2 separate regions of the Homo sapiens genome follow, and region 1 is linked to region 2. A link is a loop called in an ENCODE intact Hi-C map of the cell type or tissue named here. Cell type or tissue: prostate gland. All regions are shown on one strand. Each heading gives the region's core, and the rest is flanking DNA. Links, peaks and the distances in the headings are about the cores only.

Evidence for each region. Peaks named below come from ENCODE experiments on the same cell type or tissue, not always from the same donor. Only the 100,000 strongest peaks of a DNase experiment are listed, where the experiment ranks them.
Region 1: it touches region 2 in a loop (2.4-fold over the local background); 9 of 110 quality-filtered maps call a loop at or near these places.

What each region holds. Positions count from the first base shown.
Region 1 is chr17:61,306,189-61,309,105 of GRCh38, forward strand. The region is part of intron 22 of BCAS3 (BCAS3 microtubule associated cell migration factor); the gene reads left to right. Among named protein-coding and RNA genes, the nearest start is that of TBX2-AS1, 92 kb to the right of the region's middle. In prostate gland, for the core only: no CTCF peak of the experiment used is centred there; no DNase peak of the experiment used is centred there; H3K27ac peaks cover 156 bases.
Region 2 is chr17:61,250,851-61,253,767 of GRCh38, forward strand. The region is part of intron 22 of BCAS3 (BCAS3 microtubule associated cell migration factor); the gene reads left to right. Among named protein-coding and RNA genes, the nearest start is that of BCAS3-AS1, 120 kb to the left of the region's middle. In prostate gland, for the core only: no CTCF peak of the experiment used is centred there; a DNase peak (open chromatin) is centred at 1,591; H3K27ac peaks cover 1,481 bases.

The sequences.
Region 1 (2,917 bases), core at 191-2,690, 55 kb after region 2:
GAGTCATTTGTTGGCAACAGTGTGATCTTGGGTACATTCCTTTGAATCTCTGCATCTGAGCTTTAAAGATCCCATGAGCTATTTGTATTTCTTCATCAACACTTCGCTTACAAATTAAAGTACTTTGGTACTATAATGGTGATTTGGTTATTACTATTTATTACCTAGACTGCAGGCTTAAGTATAGCAGTTAGAGAATAGCACACTTTGTTTTGTTTTTAAATGAAAAAACAATTCCCCTTAAGAAGTGGAAAGTACTCAATAGCACCAAATATTAATTTTTAAATATAATTCAAGAAGCCTGGCTGAGCACACCAAGCTTTTATGCCTGTAATCCCAGCACTTTGGGAGGCTGAGGTGGGAGGATCGCATTAATGCAAGAGTTCAAGACAAGTCTCGGCAATGTGAAGAAACCCAGTCTCTACACAAAGTAATAAATTAGCTGGGCATGGTGGTACATGCTTAGAGTAGATCCTACTCGGGAGGCTGAGGCAGGAGGATCGCTTGAGCCCAGGAGCTCAAGGCTGCGGTGAGCTGTGTGAGCTGTGTGAGCTGTGATTGCACCACTGCACTCCAGCATGGGTGACAGAGTGAGACTCTGTCTCAAAAGAAAAAAAAACAAAGCTCTTTTCTTTAAAATATTTCTTTGAAACTAAGCCTAGAGGTACTATTACCTTTGGATCACTATTATTAATCATTCCTTAATAGAACTTTGGATTTTTCCCCAGGCTTAAGTACACTGGTTATTTCTAATTCTTTGTGATTTTCCTGGCTTCAGATCTTTCCAGGAACAGCTCTGGGTCTCTTGGCCAATTTGGCATCAGGGCTCTGGGCCTTTGCCCCCAGCTTCTGTGATTCTCTCAAAGGTCTTTCAGTATTGATCAGGGAGTCATTCCCACTGAGTCCTTCAAGTTTTCTTTTACTGCTTCCCCACAAACCGTAGAATGAGAAAAGGATGATTGAAGTGAAGAGCCTAGCCTAGTGCCGGCCCAAGTTGGGACTTGCTGAACATTGGTTTCCAGCCCTGTGGCCCCAGAATACCCCACAGTTACACCTCAGCTGTGGGTTCCTCTGGGACTGTTCCCCAGAAGGAGATTTTTCTGCCAGTTTTAATTTACTTTTTGGGGAACGAAAAAAACTACCTGTAATTTTTCCTGTCTACTTTTACTAGAGTTTACTAGAGGTTTCCTCAAGTTCCTTGAGCATAATCTCAGAGAAGAATCTAACCCATGTTTTCTTTTTCCCATTGCATTTACTACAGTTACAACGATAATAAATGTTGAATTAACTTTCACTAGCTTTTAACCAACATGTAAGCACTCCCCTTTAAACTGTGTCTTCTGTGTTTGGTGTCTACCTGTGTAAAATAGGAATAATCCCAATCTTCTCAATGAGATTTTACCAAAATAAATTAGCGTTCATAAATAAAAGGAGCTATATAAATCTGAGAAACTGTAGAGAGGACTCTAACTAATTTTATGTCCAAGTGCTCTAAATAAAATTACTTTTTCCCAAGTGTTCTAGAAAGGGTTACATTCCTGAGTAGGGTCTTAATGGCCAGTTCAAGAAATAATCAAGTTAAGTGTATTTAATTCATACTTTTAATTCATTTTTTTGTAATACCTTCTGTTAGACACTTCCATATGACCTGTGTCAAATGCACAGCAAAACATCTGATATATGGTTACAGATCTAACACAAATAATGTTACGTGAGCAACCCCAAACAGTATACACCTTGACAATGTGGAGACTCAAGATTTTCCAAGCACTCATTAAATTGAGCAGAGAAGTAATCTATTTCATCCAATAACCTTTCGTTTTATGTATTTAGCAAATCTTTATCAGAGAGAGCTATATGTGGACCTCCTAAAAAGGGACCTGGGAATTCGGGTCAGAAACTAGACCAGCCAGGCGTTGGAGTTCACGCATCCCAGCACTGTAAACAACAGCATGGGCACAACTGGCCAAGTGTGTGGGGACTCCTGGTGTTGTTGTTTATGGCGTCTGGCAAATATTTCTACCCAAGCCTTCAGCTAGTTTACAGCATTTCATTTTACAGCCCATCATGATGATAGTAACCAACCCCAGAAAAACATCAACAAGCATTAGCAGCCATAGTGTTGGAAGATGAATGTGACCCCAGCGACCTCCATTCCACCCCCCAACCCCCATCCCACTCCCACCCCATCCCCCTCACCGCCCCCTCTAGTGTTCAGTGAATTTCTGCAGCTAAAGTGGTTACCATGGGTCTTGGGTCAAAGGAGGATATTTGGAGGAATTTCTCTAAACACATGCTTACAAATGTTGAGAAATAGCACTCTAAAAAAGCAGGAGTCATACACAGACCCCAGCTCTTCTCGGTGAGTAAGACAAAAGGCAGCGTGATCTATAAATATGGTAAAGTGCCTTGAAACGATGAGTCTGCAGAGGCAGGGGGGTGGGGGTAGTTAAGGGAAGGCAGGAGGGAGACAACAATTACATATTAAGTTGCATTGGTTAAGAACAGAAAAATATAACTTGGCATGAGTTCCCATACTGGCCTTTTAGAACGGATTGGTCTGTAACACCATACTAAGTCTGTTTTCTATCAGTGATTCCTAGCCAGCTTATTAAACAGATTTATACAATGAAAGAATCTCATAACAGAAACATTCACCTTCTTTATTACTTGGCATTATTTATGGTTTGAGTTTTTTCAGCTACTTTTTTATGCACTGGAATCTGCCAACATTATACTTACAAAGTTTATGTACCAAAGTATAAGTAGGTTGGGAGAATATTATATGTGTCTCCTCTCTCCAGCCATGTGGCCTCCCCCAGCAGAGGCTTTGAGGACCTATCTGTCCCCTCCTCTGAGTGTCTTCAGCATGGAATCCTCTTTCTTTCAGGAGTCCGTGATTCTTGACTGAAACAAG
Region 2 (2,917 bases), core at 220-2,719:
CCCAAGGACTCTATCAGTCTGGTTTTTGAACATTATCCTACATTAGACAATCTCAGAAAGGTTTTATGACTTGTGGGTGCCTTTGTGGTACTTCACATGAGCGGGAGGTCTTAAGACTATGGACCCCTTGGGAGACCAGTGTCTAATTCTACTACTTCCTCCTCCCCAAGAATTCAGATGGTGAAACACCCTCATCCCTCCAGCCCTGCCCCCAGGAAACCCTTCATTCAGAAAGGTCATTTCATTTCCTGTGAGCCAGTCTTACATCACTGGTGCAAGAATTGGGCAGTGCTTGCCCAGCTGGAAGGTGAGACATTGGAGGCCTCAGCCTGGTGTCCCAGACAGTATTTGTCAGGCTGATGATAAGCTGGTGGAGAGTCTGTTAACTCAAGGCCTGATTCTAATGAATTTGGGATTCCTTGCTGAAAAAAAGACTGGGCTGGGTGTGGTGGCTCATGCCTGTAATCCCAGCACTCTGGGAGGCTGAGGCGGGCGGATCACCTGAGGTCAGAGTTTGAGACCATCCTGGCCAATATGGCGAAACCCCGTCTCTACTAAAAATACAAAAAATTAGCCGGGCCTGGTGGCGGGCGCCTATAATCCCAACTACTAGGGAGGCTGAGGCAGGAGAATCACTTGAACGCGGGATGCAGAGGTTGCAGTGAGCCGAGATTGCGCCATTCCACTCCAGCCTGGGCAACAAGAGCGAAACTCCACCTCAAAAAAAAAAAAAAGAAAAGAAAGACTGGATCCTGGTCCATCCAAGATGCTGCCCTTGAGACCTCTGGGTTGATGACTGATATGTTGGTCTCTTGGGACAAGGCTGTACAGTTGAGAAAAGTAGCAAGAACATCAGATCTCTGCAGATAATCTGGCCCCCATAAAAAAGCAATAGCAACTGGGAAAAGGCTAGACTGCTAGGTTCCCAGCTATACTGGATTATTAGACAAAGCTACCCACTCCATCTTTGTTTATAGAACTCATTTTCAGGAACAAGTGTTTTATAGTGAGGTGGAGGTTGTAAAGAAGCTCTTTATAATGAAGATCCCAAATATGTGAGCCTTCTATCAAGCTTGATCTCAAGGAACTTTACACGGGTGGCAGTTTAGAAGAAAAAGAGAGAAAAGGATAAAGAAAAAAACTAATAAAAATAGCTGAGATCACTCAACAGTTATCAAGAAACAGATACTACAGTTTTATAACACGAAGTACTAAAAGTATATGCACTCTTAAAAGGCAATTAAAACGTATGCTCCAAAACTATAAAACATTTTCTTTTCATCTGCAACATAGAGGGCAGATTACAACACATTAATAACGTTTTGTTTAGAGTTCAGTTTCTGATGGTTTCCAAATGTAGTCTGTGTAGATTAACCAGAAGGAGTCCAGTTCTCTTTTTTAAGAGCGCTTGTAAAGGAAAGCAATGTGGTAAGATTGTTATGAAAAGAGAGTGTATTTAGGAAATAGCACTTAGCAGGGTCTCTCTGAATGGCTGCCAGGTCAGGAAGCTGAAGTGCAAGGCTTGGCCCTTGTTCAGCCCCCCCAGTTCCAGCTTCTTGACCACACAGTACGTCAAGAACATGTCACAAGCCAGCCAGGAAGACTCAGCCCCGCCCATGGGCCAGCTTGGCACGGCTGCTTTCACATAACCCAGGGCTCCAGAGGGGCCGGAGGCAGGCATTCCAGGGCCACGGGAACATGCAAGTTTTTAAAATAGAAGTGAAGGACTTAAAAAAAAAAAAAGCCTGGGAATTAAACAGTTGCTGAGTCCTTGAGTCCTTATGGAACATGGTTCCTCATGTAGAGTGGCAGAGGTGAAAAGGGCCTTAAAGGTTATCTCATCCTCTGCCCTCTGCTTATAGACAAGGACATTGACCTGCTTACAACCATAGTGATAGAACCAATTGTGGAATCCATATCTGTCAGCTCTTAGTCTGCTAAACACACTGGCTTCTACCTCACTGGGCTAAGCTGCCCTTTCTTCCTTGGATTTTGACTCTAGAAAGCTGTCCAGTAATCTGTTCCTATACATTTTTTTTTTTTTTTTGAGATGGAGTCTTACTCTGTTGCCCAGGCTGGAGTGCAGTGGTGTGATCTCAGCTCACTGCAACCTCCACCTCCTGGGTTCCAGCTATTCTCCTGCCTCAGCCTCCTAAGTAGCTGGGATCACAGGCATGTGCTACCATGCCTAATTTTGTATTTTGTAGTAGGGATGGGGTTCCACCATGTTGACCAGGCTGGTCTCGAACTCCTGACCTCAGGTGATCCACTTGCCTCGGCCTCCCAAAGGCCTGGGATTACAGGCATGAGCCACTGAGCCCGGCCCGTTGCTATACCATTTGTTCCTACTACTTGCCTAACTGTTCTATGTCTCAGTCTCAGTTTCCTTGTCTACAAAATGGAGATAATATCAATGCCTGGGCTGGGCCCGGTGGCTCACGCCTGTAATCCCAACACTTTGGGAGGCCGAGGCAGGCGGATCACCTGAGGTCAGGAGTTGGAGAGAATATATATATATATAATCAATGTCTGCTTCACAGAGTTACAAGGATTGATAGAATAAACATGTGTAACATTTACAGTGCCTGGTATGGAATAAGGGCTCAATAATGTTATCTATTCCCATTAATAATAGTATTATTAGCATTATACTATCATCTGTCTTATTGCTACTACTATTTCTACAGTTGCTACATCAGCAGTCCCAGGAACTTGGCCTACGGCCTAGGCATGGCGTATGAGCTCTATGGTAGTAGAAGGTCAGACCCAGGATTGGAGGAGGGGCAGCTGAGTAGAGGGGAAGATGAATCTCGGATGCCTCTGGGCCAGTGCTTCATAAAGTCCTGTGCTCAGATTCCAGCTGTGGAACAGAGGTGCAGAGGTGGATTTTAATGTTATTGTTGTTTTTGCTTTGTTT